2 separate regions of the Homo sapiens genome follow, and region 2 is linked to region 1. Evidence: chromatin contacts called from ENCODE Hi-C or POLR2A ChIA-PET data. All regions are on one chromosome and are shown on one strand. The core of a region is the stretch at or near the end of the contact, and the rest is flanking DNA. Distances in the headings are between cores, read along the strand shown.

Region 1 (7,547 bases), core at 1,816-4,315:
TAGAATATGTGCATATATTAACTTCTGAAAAAAGGAAGTAAGCATTTAAAAAATACAGAGAGACAGGTGGGAAAGCACTAAAAGGAAATATGGCACTCCTGATGGGTGATTAGGCACCTGGAGGAGATAAATTCACTCTCTACAAGTCAAGAAGGCTGGGAGCAGTGGCTGATACCTGTAATCCCAGCACTTTGGGAGGCCGAGGCGAGCAGATCACTTAAGGACAGGAGCTTGAGACCAGCCTGGCCAACGTTGCGAAATCCTGTCTCTACTAAAAATACAAAAAATTAGCCGGGCGTGGTGGTGGGCTCCTGTAGTCCCAGCTACTTAGGAGGCAGAGGCAGGAGAATCACTTGAACCTGGGAGGTAGAGGTTGCAGTGAGCCGAGATTGTGCTACTGCACTCCAGCCTGGGTGATAGGCAAGACTCCATCTCAAAAACCAAAATTAAATTAAATAATAAAATAAGGATATAATTTGTGTGTGTGTGTGTATATTTCTGTATATATACATGGAATATATATATATAATATATATTCCATTTTATAAAAAGATCAGTTCCCTATTAATTTAGGTTATTTCTAGTCTTTTATTGTTGCAAACATTGTGGCATTGGAGATCCTTGAATATAGATCATTTTCTACATGTGCCTCCATGGCTGTAGTAGAAATTCTTGGAAGTAGAACTACATACACACACACACACACACACACACACACACACACACAAAACGACATATATATATATATGTATCTTACACTATATATATACACTTTATTCTATATACATAGTTTGCCCTCTCTCTATAGTTCTCTCTCTCTCTCTCTCTATATATATATAGCTTATCTGTGGCTGCTGTGGTTTCAATGTGTCTCCCAAAAATTCATGTGTTGGAAACTTAATCCCAAATACAACAGTGTTGAGAGATGGGACCTTGAAGAGGCGATAAGGTCATGAGGGCTCTGACCTCACGAATGGTCAACCCAGGAATGGATTCATTATCAAAGTAAGACTGGCTCTCTCTTGTCTCTCACAGGCTGTATGCTCTTTTGCCCTCTGACCTTCTTCTATGGGATGAGACAGCCTCCAGAAATGTAAGAACCAAATCTCTATTCTTTATAAATTACTCAGACTCAGGTATACTCTTTCAGCAGCAGAAATTAGACAAAGACAGTGGTTAACCCTGGAGAATAGGAATGGGGAAACTCAGTGCTAAAGGGGTGATGAAAAGCTGAAGTGGAGTCCATGGTTTTTATTTCATAGAGATGTGGATTATTGGCAGGGTACAGTGGCTCGTGTCTGTAATCCCAGCACTTGGGGAGGCTGAGGTGGGAAGATAACTTGAGCCCAGGAGTTCGAGACCAGCCTGGGCAACATAGTGGGACCCCATCTCTACAAAAAATAATTTTAAAAAATGAACCGGGCATGGTGGCATGAACCTATAGTCCCAGCTACTTGGGAGGCTGAGGCCGGAGGAACACATGAGCCTGGGAGGTTGAGGCTGCAGTGAGCTGTGATCACATCACTGCACTCCAGTCTGGGCAACAGAATGAGACCCTGTCTCAAAAGGCAAACAAACAAGAAACAAAAACAAAACAAAAACAAACAAAGATGCATATGACTGAGCATGTATTAGTATTGTAATTGGAAAAGCAAGGATTGAGAGTATCATACATAAATTAAAAAGTTACAAATTCAAGCTTTAAATACATTTAGACTTTTAAACGGCCAGGGCTCATCTACTTGTTAGGTTTTACAGCACCTCTGATCTCCATTTTCCATCCACATATTAAAAAGTGAGGTCTTTCATAGAGCCACAGTGAACAAATGTGTACCAAAACTTGGCCATCTCTTGAGGAGGTTTTGCTTTCTGGCTGTAATTTATTATCTGTTTAGGAGTACTCTCACTCTACACAGCTGTATGACAATATCACCTTCCGTTTTCACTGAAGATGAGTTATTGGCTCACTGCTATACATAGACATTTTCCTTCCAAGAGCTGCCTGTTCCCAGAAAAGTTGTGAAACACGCTGTGAGTAACCAGATTCCCCCTTGGGAATCAAATGTCGTAGAATTTCATGAACTATGTCACAGACAGAATATGTCATAGGAAAATCCCATTGAAGAATTTCCCAAGGACTGATCAGTCAAGTAGAGAACAAAAAATAGGAGGCCGGCTTATCCATTATTCTAAGCAATAGTCATTTTTTTTTGTTCCATTTAACTTAAATGTACAGGAGAGTCAATCTAGTAATCTCCTCACCTACCTACAAGGTGCGCGTGCACGCGCACACGCACACGCACACACATGCGCACACACACACACGCACACACACACGCACACACGGGCTCATTAAATTTGAGTCCCATTTTTTCTTTTAGTATTTTAAAATTTTGAGTAGTTTTAAAAATAATATTTTGGGTTTGTTCAATCTAGTCTTCCATAGGCAAAAAGCACCATATCTCTTATTAATGTTTAAAGTGAATGCTGGGGCTTGGAACAGAATGTAACTCTGCACTTAGGCAATCCCAAATTCCATACTGATTATGTATGGGATTCCTACCCTTCTGTTACTCAATTCCTATCCATCCGGTGGAGCCTGAGGGTCTAAGGTCAGTGGTGGACTCTATGGGAGCTGAGTCCAGGGAACAGAACAGGTCTCTCTCGTAGATTTACCCACCATGTTCTTCCCTGCTCAAAGGCAGGTGTTACATGGCAAACCTTCACTTCTCCAAGACAATGTTCACAATGCCAGAGGAGAAAGAAAAACCATCAGAGATGCTTTTTCGATGAAATCATTGGTGAGTTCTAAGAACACTTAACAAAAGGACCTACCACTTTCCAACAGGAAAATGGTTTGATCTGATGGAATCAGCTACCTATTGATTGCAGGGAAACTGGTGGAAGGTTCTAAAAGGTTTAGAGATCCCTGCACAGAACCACCCCCACGATCGTGGATATCAGCATCACTGTGAATTGCCACCCACTCTGGGAACTCATGAATAGTCTTGTCTCAAGTTTCTTCAAAAGCACAAAGCCTCATGTGAAGCCAGGCTGTGCAGCAAACAGAACTCTAATCCAATTCACTCTGACACACTCTGGCAGGAAAAGAGAACTCGAGGAAAGTCCAGATGGTCAGTCTGAGAGTCCTGCTCCACTAGGGTTAAGTGGTAATTCTGGATCAGGACAGGCACTGGGGACACTGGCCTGATGAGAAATAGGACACGGCAGGCAGCCAAGGGGCAATGAAGACTCGAGCCAGGGCCGCTAATTTTTCTCCCATCTCATGCAGCAAACGGATGCCACTCTCTACAAGGGATTCTGAGCATGGTACCAGAGGTGCACTTGTGGTTTAAAGAAAAAGATATTTGCCCTTGACACTGACGACCTGACCCTGGTTCTGACTGTGATTCTGCCCCAGCCCTGGCCTTTACCCAGAACCAGGGGGACCACATGGATTCACACCTCTCTTGCCTATAGCTCTGCTCTCCCAAGCCCACCCTGGACCAGCACTGCTGGACCATCCTCTGGGAAAAGTTTAGGCAGCCAGACTCTGGGAGCAGCTGAGGGCTGGTCAGCTGTTTCCGTCCACTGCTTTTACGGCTCTGAATGCCAGGAAGGAACCTCTGCAGGAGAAGGAAAGCATGGAATTTCTCCATTCACCACTGGGATGCATGATAAGCATAAGCCAGCAGGGATACGGGGAGCAGTGGGGAGTCGTGGGAGGGTATTTTACTTTGTGCAAAGAAATGTGCTCCTTCTCTTAATGCAAACGAAACCGACTACTACCTTCTCTCATTTATGAAGAATCTCTCTGCCCGACTGTGGAATCCCAGGAGCACAGCCGGATGGTTGAGAGCCAATAAGTAATACTGATTATGGAAACAGGATGAAGTCTGAGAACCAGAAACAAGGAAGGGATCGCCATTTGCTTGCAAAGCCTCTGCTTCATCCTGTTTACCCTCCAGAGACCCTCTTTGATCCCAGGGCTGCCTGCTGTTGACCGTTTTGCTGCCATAGGTTTTAGACTCTTTGTTCTACGTTTGTTTATATGTGGTAAAGTGATACGGTGGGAAGTACACAAATCTAGAGAAAAGCAGGTCAGGGTTTGTGAATCCTTGGGTATCATAAACTGATTGTGTGATGCTTATGCAAGGGATTTTCTCCTCCCTGAGACTCTGGGTCATCATCTGTTAAATGGGTATAATAAGTACTGAAGTGAGTCAAATAGTGCCCCGCCCCAAAATTCATGTCCACCCGGAACCTCAGAATGTAACACTTGGAAATAGGATCTTTGCGGATATAATTTGTTAAGATGAGATCATACTGGGTGAGAGTGGGCCCCAAATCCAGTGACTGGTGTCTTTATAAGGGAAAGAGAGGGCATGCAGATATACACACAGAGGAAACTCCATGTGAATCTGGAGGCAGAATTTGGAATGATTCATTTACAAGTCAAGAAATGTTACACATTGCTAGCAACCACGAGAAGCTAGGAGAAAGGCATGGAACGGATTCTCCCTCAAAGCCTCCAGAAGGAACCAACCCTGCCATCTGTAATTTCAGACTTCAGGACTCCTGAACTGTGAGAGAACAAATTGCTATTGTTTTCAACCACGTAATTTGTGAGAATTTGTTATAGCTGCCCTAGGAAATCAATACACCTACCTTCTGAGGCTGTTATGAGGATTTCCAAGAGGACAGAATGTGAAGGCAGCTGGCCCCACAATGGGAACATGGTAGGACTTCAATGCCAGGTAGTTCACTGTTGCCCTCTACTCTGGCCACAGGCTAATTATAGCATTTTTCGAGCCTTCTCAGAGGTGGGTTGCCCCAACATATTCATGCTTTTTAAAACTTGTAGACAGGGCCGGGTATGGTGGCTCACGTCTGTAATCCCAGCACTTTGGGAGGCCGAGGCAGGTGGATCACCTGAGGTCAGAAGTTCGAGACCAGCCTGGCCAACATGATGAAAACCCATCTCTACTAAAAATACAAAAAATTAGCCTGTTGTGGTGGCAGGCGCCTGTAATCCCATACTCCCAGCTACTTGGGAGGCTGAGGCAGGAGAATTGCTTGAATCCGGGAGGCAGAAGTTGCAGTGAGCCGAGATTGTGCCACTACACTCCAGCCTGGGCAACAAGAGCAAAACTCTGTCTAAAAAAAAAAAAAGTCCAGGTGCAGTGGCTCACTTTGGGAGGCCAAGTTGGGCAGATCACAAGGTCCACAAGGTCAAGAAATCGAGACCATCCTGGTCAACATGGTGAAACCCCATCTCTACTAAAATTACAAAAATTAGCTGGGCATGGTGGTGCACGCCTGTAGTTCCAGCTACCCGGGAGGCTGAATCAGGAGAATCTCTTGAACCTGGGAGGTGGAGGTTGCAGTGAGCTGAGATCGCACCACTGCACTCCAGCCTGGTGACAGAGTGAGATTCCATCTCAAAAAAAAAAAAAAGAAAAAAACAAAAACAAAAACAAAAAGACAAACAACAACAACAAAAATAAAAACCTGTAGATAAAACAGAAACAGCAAAGAATACCTGTGGAATAAGGGCATATCAACCAGCAAAGGCTGCAGGCTTATCGACTGCCCAGCTGGAGCAGAAGCATACATGTATGCTGTTGTACACAGAAGCCAGGTTACAAAGCCTGTCACAGAGCTGGCAATGGTAATGTACCCTGTCAAACTGGAGAAGGAACAAAGAGCCCGAGAGTCCTCAAAGGCATTAGCAACTTTAGTTGATGATGAGGTGCTCATAACCTTTGTTGAGCATTTATGATATGCTGGGCATTAGACCATGCGATTTTTATGCATAATTACATTTATTCCTCAAAACAAGCGTAGGAGGTCAGTACTCTTGATAGCTGTAGTTTACATATCAGGAAACCAAGGTTCAGAGAGTTTTAAGTGACTTGCCCAAGGGCTCCAGCCATAAGTGCTAAAGCTGGGATTGAACTGGAGGAAAATCTGTCTCAGGGCCTTTAACCACTATCTTGCCTCTTGTAGATACAAAGGTGGAAACTGGGACAATCTCGACTAGAAACTTAACAAGGAAGACCGGCTTCAAGATTCTTTTTCTACTTTATCATATACTCTAAATGGGTCCTAGAACTATTTGCATGTGCTTGCTGGCTTAGCTGGTATGCCAGTTTCCTTGACAGGAAATATAGATGATATGGATGATGATGGTAACAATTATTAATTGAATACCTACAATGTGTAGACATTTACATACATTATCTCAATAAATCCTCATGGCAACTCTGTGAAATAGGGCTAATCCGTATTTTGTGGATGAACACATTGAAGCTCAGAGCTTAAGTAATTTGCCCAAAGACACAAAACAAGGAGGGGCACAGTTGAGAGCCAAGCCCTGGCCTGTCCAGCTCTCCAAAGCCCACTATAAAGAAGCACATCTTGACATCCTTTTTGCTCTTCCAAAACACATGATGTGTCATGGCTCACTGAATCTAAGAATTCACTTTGAGCTCTTAGCTGTATCTCGGATGGTAATCTTCAAGGGCTGTGTCTCCCACCTGTACCTGCTTAAAGATGCCTGGAGTTCTCTAAATACTCCAGGTGAGTGACTTTCTCTTCAGCTGAGTGGTTGGAATTCTCTAGATAATGTCTGGCCACTCCCAAGAATGACTGTTTGTCTTATATACAGGTTCGAGCACAACAGCAGGGATCCTACAATAGCAGAGAGCTGCCATTCCGTTCTGGCCATGGACCCCTCCCCAACATGCAGGGCAGAAGGTGGGGATCTGAAAACAGGAAATGACAGGGGCTGGGTGTGGGAGTGGGGGCTTCAATGCTGCAGGAACACAAGCAACAAACATCTCAAGCTGTGCAATGCTAGAAGGCAGCTGGAACCAAAACGTTGACTGGAGGATGATGCAGCTTTGTTGTATTTTAAAATGTTCATCCTTCCATTTTTTTTCCTTTAGTTTTTCTGAGCACGCTGGATGCAAAATAAAAATAAAAATAAAAATAAAAATAAACATGTAGCCCTGAACCATACTCTCCACATTGGTGATCACTTGCAAAACCTCAGAATTGGTGCAGATGGTGCAAAATTCCTTTTTCTCATCTTAGCAATTCATTTTGCCGTTAGGGGATGGGAAAGCAAGGCAAAGACTTTATCTGCAAAGGCTGTGGTGGTGGCAAGGGGTTTGCCAGCTCCCAACTTAGTCAAGTCCCCTCAATTTCACTATGCAATGCTGCAATGCACCATTCAGCATGTCATCATTTCAGTAACATGGCTCAACTTCTTATGAAAAATATTATTTAAAAATTACTTCTTGAGGCCAGGTGTAGTGGCTTATGCCTATATTTCCAGCACTTTGGGAGGCCAAAGCAGGAGGATTACTTGAGGCCAGGAGCTCAAGACCAGCCTAGGCAACGTAATGAGACCCCATCTCTACAAATAATTAAAAGAAATACCCGGGTTTGGTGGTGCATGCCTGTGACCCCAGCTATTCACGAGGCTGAGGTCAGAGGATCACTGGAGCCTGAGCCATTGAGACTGCAGTGAGCCGTAATCT
Region 2 (7,547 bases), core at 1,694-4,193, 99 kb before region 1:
CTTAAACTCCTGGGCTCAAGTGATCCACCTACCTCGGTCTCTCAAAGTGCTGGGATTATAGGCATGAGCCACCACGCCCAGGTGGCTGTTATAGTACATTGTGTTTTGTCATTGGTAAAACTGTTTTTAAATTTTGTAATATCTGTTCTTAGGTATTTTAGATGAATTATTAAATTTGATTGTCCCATAGTGTTCCTTCAATATCTTTTATAGGATATCTATTGGGGAAATCTCTGTTCTTTTGTAGAAAATTGACAGGCATTGTCAAACTAAAATAAATAAGGACCTCCTTATAGATTAAGAGCTAATTTATTATCTTGGTAATGGGTATTGTAATTATCCGGAGGAATTTGTGGATTTATATTCAACAAACGCTGACCTCATGCCAGACACTGTTCTAAAGACTGCATCCTTACAAAGTTTCTATTATTAGGTCCATTTTACGGATGAGGAAACTGAGGCACAGAGATAGTAAGGAACTTGCCCAATATATCACAAGTAGTAAATTGAACAGCTGGAATTCAAACTCAGGTATTCTGGCTGCGAACTCCAAATACATAATTGCTATGCTGCCTCTAAATTTCACTTAATGATTTTATACAATTATTACAAAAAGCAACAGCTTCATTGGTAATGATTCTGATAGGACACAGAAAAATAAATCTGGGAGAACTTCTGTGCATTTTTTCTAATTGACTTTCAATCCATTTGAAATAATAGGGATGGGAAAAGAATTACAAATAGGTCAGAAGCTGTTGTTTCCTGTCCAAATCTTGTTTCTAGCCAGGGAGTTATTTTGCCAGCACATGATGAAAAATTATAAACTGTAATCCCCTTTCTAAAAGACCAAACACACTAACCAACTAACACACAAAAGCCAGCCTGCTATAGGGCAGAGCTCTTGGAATATCAACAGAAAAGCCAAAACATACAATGCAAAAATCTTTCAGTATCATCAAAATGCAACACAATTTCAGCCAAGTAAGTTTTGCAATAAAAATAACATACAACAATCATATGACCCAGTAATTCCATTCCTGAGTATATACTCCAAAGAATAGAAAATAGGTATTTAAACAAAAACTTAGCATGAGTATTCATATCAGCACAATTCACAATAGCCAAAAGGTGGAAACAACTCAAATGTCTATCAGTGAATGAATAGATAAACAATAAAAGATATATCCACACAATGGAGTATTGTTCAATCATAAGAAAGAGTGAAGTGTTGATATATGCTACAACATAGAATGAACCTTGAAAACATGATGAGTGAAAGAAAACAGAACAAAAAGTCACACACTGTATGATTCCACTTATTTGAAATATCCAGAGTAGTCAAATGTTTAAAGGAAGAAAGCAGAGTGATTGCCAGTGGCTGGGAACAGAGGGAAGGGAGAATGACTTCTTTTTTTTTGAGTCTCACTCTTTCACCCAGTCTGGAGTGCAGTGTCTCCATCTCGGCTCACTGCAACCTCCGCCTCCCAGGTTCAAGAGATTCTTGTGCCTCAGTAATCCCAGTAGCTGGTATTACAGGCGTGCACCACCATACTCTGCTAATTTTTGTGTTTTCAGTAGAGACGGGGTGTCTCCATGTTACTCAGGCTGGTCTCGAACTCCTGACCTCAGGTGGTCCACCTGCCTCAGCCTCCCAAAATGCTGGGATTACAGGCATGAGCCACCGCTGAGAATGACTTCTTAATGGATATGAGGTTTCTCTTTGGGGTGATGAAAATGTTTTAGAAGTAGATAGAGGTGGTGATTGTACAACATTGTGAATGTACTAAATGCTGCTGAACTGTTTATGTTAAATGGTTAAAATGGTGAGTTTTCTATAGTGTGAGTTTTACCCCACATAAATAAAAAGCTCAACCTACAACCAATTTTAAAATAAAACTTACCTATGTTTTAAGACTATAAAATATTCCATTTTTATGTACAATGACAACCTACAAAGATTTCTGCATCCTTTTGGTTAAAATGTAACCAATCACCAAGTGCTATCATTTGTTTCTTTTGCCTTGTGTATTTGCTAAGTGGATAGCAAAGATCAAAGAACTTTCAGAAGAGATATAGAAATACAGCCAGATACAGCTAAGATCTCTTTGAACATGATAATAATTGAGTGTGCTGAGCTGTGTCCCAAAGGTCTATAGAATAATAAATGCAAAAGATATCTTGGGTGAAAAGAGTCTGAATTATGCAGCATAACTTTTTTAAACATTCCCTCTATTTTCTTGAGTCTTGCTATTGCTTGGTGATTTAGGAATTAGGATGGGTGGCTGTACTGTGGATTGCTTATTTCGATATCCATTTAAATCTTTTATCTTACAAAGGCTGGGGAGCTTTTAAAAGCTACATTTCCCAGATTTCCTTGCAGTTAGGATTCTGGACATGCTTTGGGTTGAGCAATCAGCTGTGCTTTCCTAAGATTCTATGGGCAAAGAGGCAGGATGCAGGCGCCCATTTTGTAGGTGTGGTTCATGGCCCAGGTGGTGTGGTTTGGGGGCAAAGAGCTGTCCTAGAAGTTTCCTAATTTGGCAGGTGGTTTTCCTGTTCAGCAGCTTCAGCAGCAGTGGTAGTATACTCATACATAATCAGAAATATTCCAGTTATCTGTTGCTGTGTAATGAACCATCCCCAAACTTAGTGACTTAAAACAAAATTTATTATTACTTCTCATGGTCTAAGCATAAACTGGGCTCAAGTAGGTAAGCTTCCCTTGGGCTCTCTTATGACGTTACATTCAGATGTGCACCGGGCTACAGTTATTTGATGGCTCAACTGGGCTGGATGTCCTGGGGTCTCACTCTCTGGCAGTTGAAGCCAGCTATTGGCTGGGAATTCACCAGAATTTGGTGGCTGACGCACCTACCGTGACACACCTCACTGTGTTGTTCAGGCTGCCCATGACGTGGTGTCCAGGCTCAGAGGAGGCACATCCCAACAGTCAGCATTCCAAACAGCAGGAATCAGAAGCTGCCAGAAGCCGCAGTTAGGGCTACACCAGGAACAGACACAGAGTCATTTCTACCACATTCTGTTAGCCAAATGATACCACTCAACCAACTCACACTTAAGAAAGTGATACAGGCTCCACCTCTTGATGAGGGAATGGCAAGCTCAGTTGCCAAAGGGTATATGAGATGAAAGATAGTGTTTATCCATCTTTGGAAAAACTACAAGGGTAGAGGAAGAGTGGTCTGGAGGCCTAATGTTGCTCTTCCTGCTCTGCTAATAATTTTACCAGCACCAATTCCCCATGTGAAATCTCTTTCTGCTTAAATTAGCCAGACTGGGATCTGTTGACTACACCTGGATCCTGATCAAGGCTGGAGGTGGGACTTTACTGTCCCCAGGCAAATAGCATTCCAATATATTACTCTGTATGTAACTGGCATAGAGCAGTGACGCTCCGGAGAGGAAAAGCATTTGGAGTTGGAAAGTCCCTTGCTGAGTTTCAAGTTTCCCATCTGGAAAATGGGGATGATAATAATAATAATTTGGCATCTACTTTATAGAGTTAAACAGATTAAATGAGTCAACACATGCGCAATATTGTCACGTGCCTAGCACCTGGAAGGCAATGCTTGATGAAGTCCGTTTTGCTTGTTTGCTCAGCTCAAGCCGGCTCCCTCTCTTTGGTAATCGCTCTATCTGCAGGCACAGTGAAGTTAAGTAACTGGCCCAAAGGCATACTGCTAAGAGAGGACATCTTAGGCCGGGTGTGGTGGCTCACGCCTGTAATCCCAGCACTTAGGCCGAGGCAGGTGGATCACCTGAGGTCAGGAGTTCAAGACCAGCCTGGCCAACATAGTGAAACCCCATCTCTACTAAAAATACAAAAATTAGCCGGGTGTGGTGCCACGCAACTGTAGTCCCAGCTATTGAGGAGGCTGAGGCAGGAGAATCGTTTGAACCCAGAAGGCTGAGCTTGCAGTGAGCTGAGATCACGCCACTTCACTCCAGGCTGGGTGACAGAGCAAGACTCCAGTCACTTAACTAACCCAAAGGCACACTTGACTCTAGAGAGCAAGGGGAGAGTAGCTAAGAATAGGGAAGATAAGACGCAAACCCGCATAGTCTAGCTTCATAGTTCATGCTCTCAATCCTTACACTGTACCACTTTTTAAAGCTGAGAACTGAAGGTGTTTACAAGTTAGCTAGGGGACATGTGGTTGCTGCCAAGGATGGAAATATAATGAAGATACGGTTGAGGTGAAAGTAAGTAAAGGAGTGTTCTAGAAGACAAAGAACAGCACATACCAAAGCTCCAAGGAGGAAAAGACATTGGTGGAATTCAAGAAATTCCTTCAGAGAAGGCTAAAGCGGTGAGAATGCTTTTCTCCCCTCTTTCACATCATGGCACACCTAGAAAATGACACTATTTGTATAGATCACTGGAATAAATGCAGAAGCTGTTTGTGGCTGGAGACACCCGGCCCAGGAGTTGTGGGTCTCAGTCATAGGCATATCTGGAACCCACTTATAGGAAATCTTGTCTAGAAAGTAGAGAGCAAGGGGAAAGTTGACACAGAGACTGGAAAGGTGAGACAGACCCAAGACAGGCACAACCCCCTGGGCCATAAGAAGGATTTGAATGCGAGTTTGAGTGTATTGGGAGGCCACTGGAGGATTTAACTGGGAGAGAAGCCATGAGATCCAATTTGCTTTGTGTCTTTTGGAGAACACTAACTGCTGTGAGGTCAAAGGATCAATGGATGAGAGGACAGGTGTGGAAGTGGGAGGGAGGGGACAGGTAAGAGGCTGTTGCAGTAGTCTTGGAAAAAGAAATGAGGACAGCATAGGCTAGGTGGATGACAGTGGAGGTGGAAAGAAATACATGGATTTCAGGTATCTTTTTTTTTTTTTTGCAATTTCTTCCTCCTAGTTCAAGTGATTCTCCAGCCTCAGCCTCCCAGTGGCTGGGATTACAGGTGCCTGCCACCACGTCTGGCTAATTTTTTGTATTTTTAGTAGAGACTGGGTTTCACCATGTTGGTCAGACTGGTCTTGAACTCCTGACTCAGATGATCCACTCACCTTGGCCTTCCAAAGTGCTGGGATAACTGGTGTGAGCCACCGCACCTGGCCGGATTTCAGGTATCTTTTAGAGCTTGTATCTCCCAGGCCTAGAGATGGTTTGGGTGTAAAAGGTGAAGGAGAAAGGATAGTAATGTTTCTTCTCTCACAGTGTTCTCATGAGAAATTAAATTTAATTTTGTCCAGGTTCCTCAAAAAAGCTAAACATAGAATTATTATATAGTCCAGCTTTTCCAAAAGAATTCACAGCAGGAATGCAAACACACACTTGTATATCAATGTTCATAGCAGCACTATTCCCAATAGCCAAAAGGTGGAAACAACCCAAATCTCCATCAACAGATGAATGGGTAAACAAACTGTGGCCTGTCCATACAATGGAATATTATTCAGCCATAAAAAGGAACGAAGTTCTGATGAATGTTTACAACATGAATGGGCCTTGACAACATGTTAAGTGAAATAAGCCAGTCCAATATATTACAAATATTGTATGATTCCACTTAGGTTGGGTACTAAAGTCATAGGGACAGGAAGTATAGTAGAGGTTGCCAGGGATGTAGGGAAGTGGGGAGCATTATTTAATGGGTACAGAGTTTCTGTTTGCGATGATGGATACGCTGGAAATAATGGTGATTGTTGCAGGGCACTGTGAATGGATGCAATGCCACTGAACTGTACACTGAAAAATTGTTAAAATAGTCAATTTCATTTACACAAATATTACCATAATGAAAAAATTGATCATTTACATAGAGTGATTAGCACATATCTGACCCACTGCAGTTTTAGATCAATGGTTATAACTATTGTTTTCATATGTCTAGCCTAGCCTCTCTTTTTTCAGAGAGGAATCTCCCTTACTCTTAAGGCTGAGAGCTTTGAATTTTTTAGTCTGTCTGCCCTGAAGCACTTCTTGACATCCTGAGTCCTTCTTCGTCATACTTGGCTCTCCTGTGGACACTGTCATTCATACACCTGCAAATCACAGTCCACTCCATAGGACAAGGTCCCCTCCTCATTGGAACCAGAGAGAAGAGAGCACAGGGAAGCCTCCATCCCTTGCAATCTTGCCCTCTTGATTCTCTAAGGCTAGATCACTAGGCTTCAGGGATGGGATAATCTCAGAGCGAACTTATTATAGGGGAGAGGAAAAGTGAAAGAACAGGGTAACTCAAGTTTTCCTGGAGTCTCCAGTGGAAAGAACTCCAAACTGAAGTTCTTCACAAGAACAGGATCCACCACTCCTGTCCTGCCCCCACTGTATACTGGGCTGACCCAGCCTGCTGCTCTCAAGCCAGCTCCCTAAGGGATTCCTTCTTCAAGTCTCTGAGTCTCTACCCACCAATGACTGGTCTTTGTATGGACAGGGTTATTGTCTGAGTCATTCTCTCTGGAGTGGTACCCCAGTTGTGAGTGATACCTGTTGCCACTCAAGTCTCACAGAATAGCTGGATCCCCTGGACAGGAGTGGACCTGGAGCCTCTGGTCTAAGTTATTTTACTGGAAGCTCCAGGGAGGGCTGTAGGGATGCTGGTTCCGGTAATGAACTAACCTGCTACATTAAGCACAGTCTTATCTCTCAACCAGAATGGGACATTTCATGTTCCATACAGTTTACATATATACAGAAAAACAAAATATTCCCTAGAATCACAAGACATCTTATTCCTACTCCAGCGTCTCCAGCCCTGAACAACTTTGAAGCTTATTTCCAGTTCCTCTGAAGGATATACCTGGATAATGAAAGTCACCCATTTAGTGGCAGCCACCCAGAACAAACTCCAGGCTTGATCATCTTTTTTCATTTATTTCTGAAGACTCCCTGGGATGAGATAGAGTTGCCAGTTTTTTCTTATACTATTGTTATTGTTATCACAGACCAAGGAAAGGAAAGTTTATTCAGTAAGTGCTATTGAAACAACTGGTCAATTATTTGGAGGAAAAAACCCCTAGATCCTTGCCTTATACCTAACACAACACCAAAATAAATTTCAAATGGATTAAAGATTTGAGTTTTAAAAGAAAGAGGAACTATATGAACTAAAAGAAGGAATTTAAGCTCCTAAAAGGCATTCAATCAGCAGTAGACAGCCTCAATTTACTTCTCATCAAAATATCCACAAACGCACCCATATAGAAAAAGACAAAAACTGTTAATACTAAAAGATGAAGGCTGACAAGTAAATGCGAAAATATAGTAGAAATTTCTACTGCCATTATTTCTCTCCTCCTCTTCTCTTCTCTTCTCTTCTCTTCTCTTCTCTTCTCTTCTCTTCTCTTTTCTTTCTGAGACAGGAGCTCACTCTGTTACCCAGGCTGAAGTACAGTGGTGCAATCATGGCTCATTTCAGCCTCGAGCTTCTGGGTTCAAGTGATCATCCCACCTCAGCCACCCGAGTAGCTCGGACTACAGGCATGTGCCACCATGCCTGGCTAATTTTTGTAGATACAGAGTTTCACTATGTTGCCCAGGCTGGTCCTGAACTCCAGGGCACAATCAA

Evidence for each region. Hi-C counts contacts between places; a loop is a spot of excess contacts on that map. ChIA-PET counts read pairs that join two places held with the same protein, here RNA polymerase II (POLR2A). Pooled maps may share reads with other maps.
Region 2: a map of HepG2 shows a loop between it and region 1 (18-fold over the local background). The contact joins two enhancer-like sites. A Hi-C loop is called at or near these places in 1 of 168 maps with a recorded cell type or tissue (HepG2) and 1 of 50 pooled maps. POLR2A ChIA-PET finds 5 or more read pairs at or near these places in 2 of 52 experiments (H1 and MCF 10A).

What each region holds. Positions count from the first base shown.
Region 1 is chr9:110,111,154-110,118,700 of GRCh38, reverse strand. The region is part of intron 7 of PALM2AKAP2 (PALM2 and AKAP2 fusion); the gene reads right to left. Among named protein-coding and RNA genes, the nearest start is that of C9orf152, 93 kb to the left of the region's middle. Within about 2 kb of position 3,065, at least 16 of the 41 ENCODE cell types and tissues checked have a DNase peak (open chromatin) inside an H3K27ac peak, as active enhancers do.
Region 2 is chr9:110,209,672-110,217,218 of GRCh38, reverse strand. No RefSeq gene overlaps it. Among named protein-coding and RNA genes, the nearest start is that of C9orf152, 5.3 kb to the right of the region's middle. Within about 2 kb of position 2,943, at least 6 of the 41 ENCODE cell types and tissues checked have a DNase peak (open chromatin) inside an H3K27ac peak, as active enhancers do.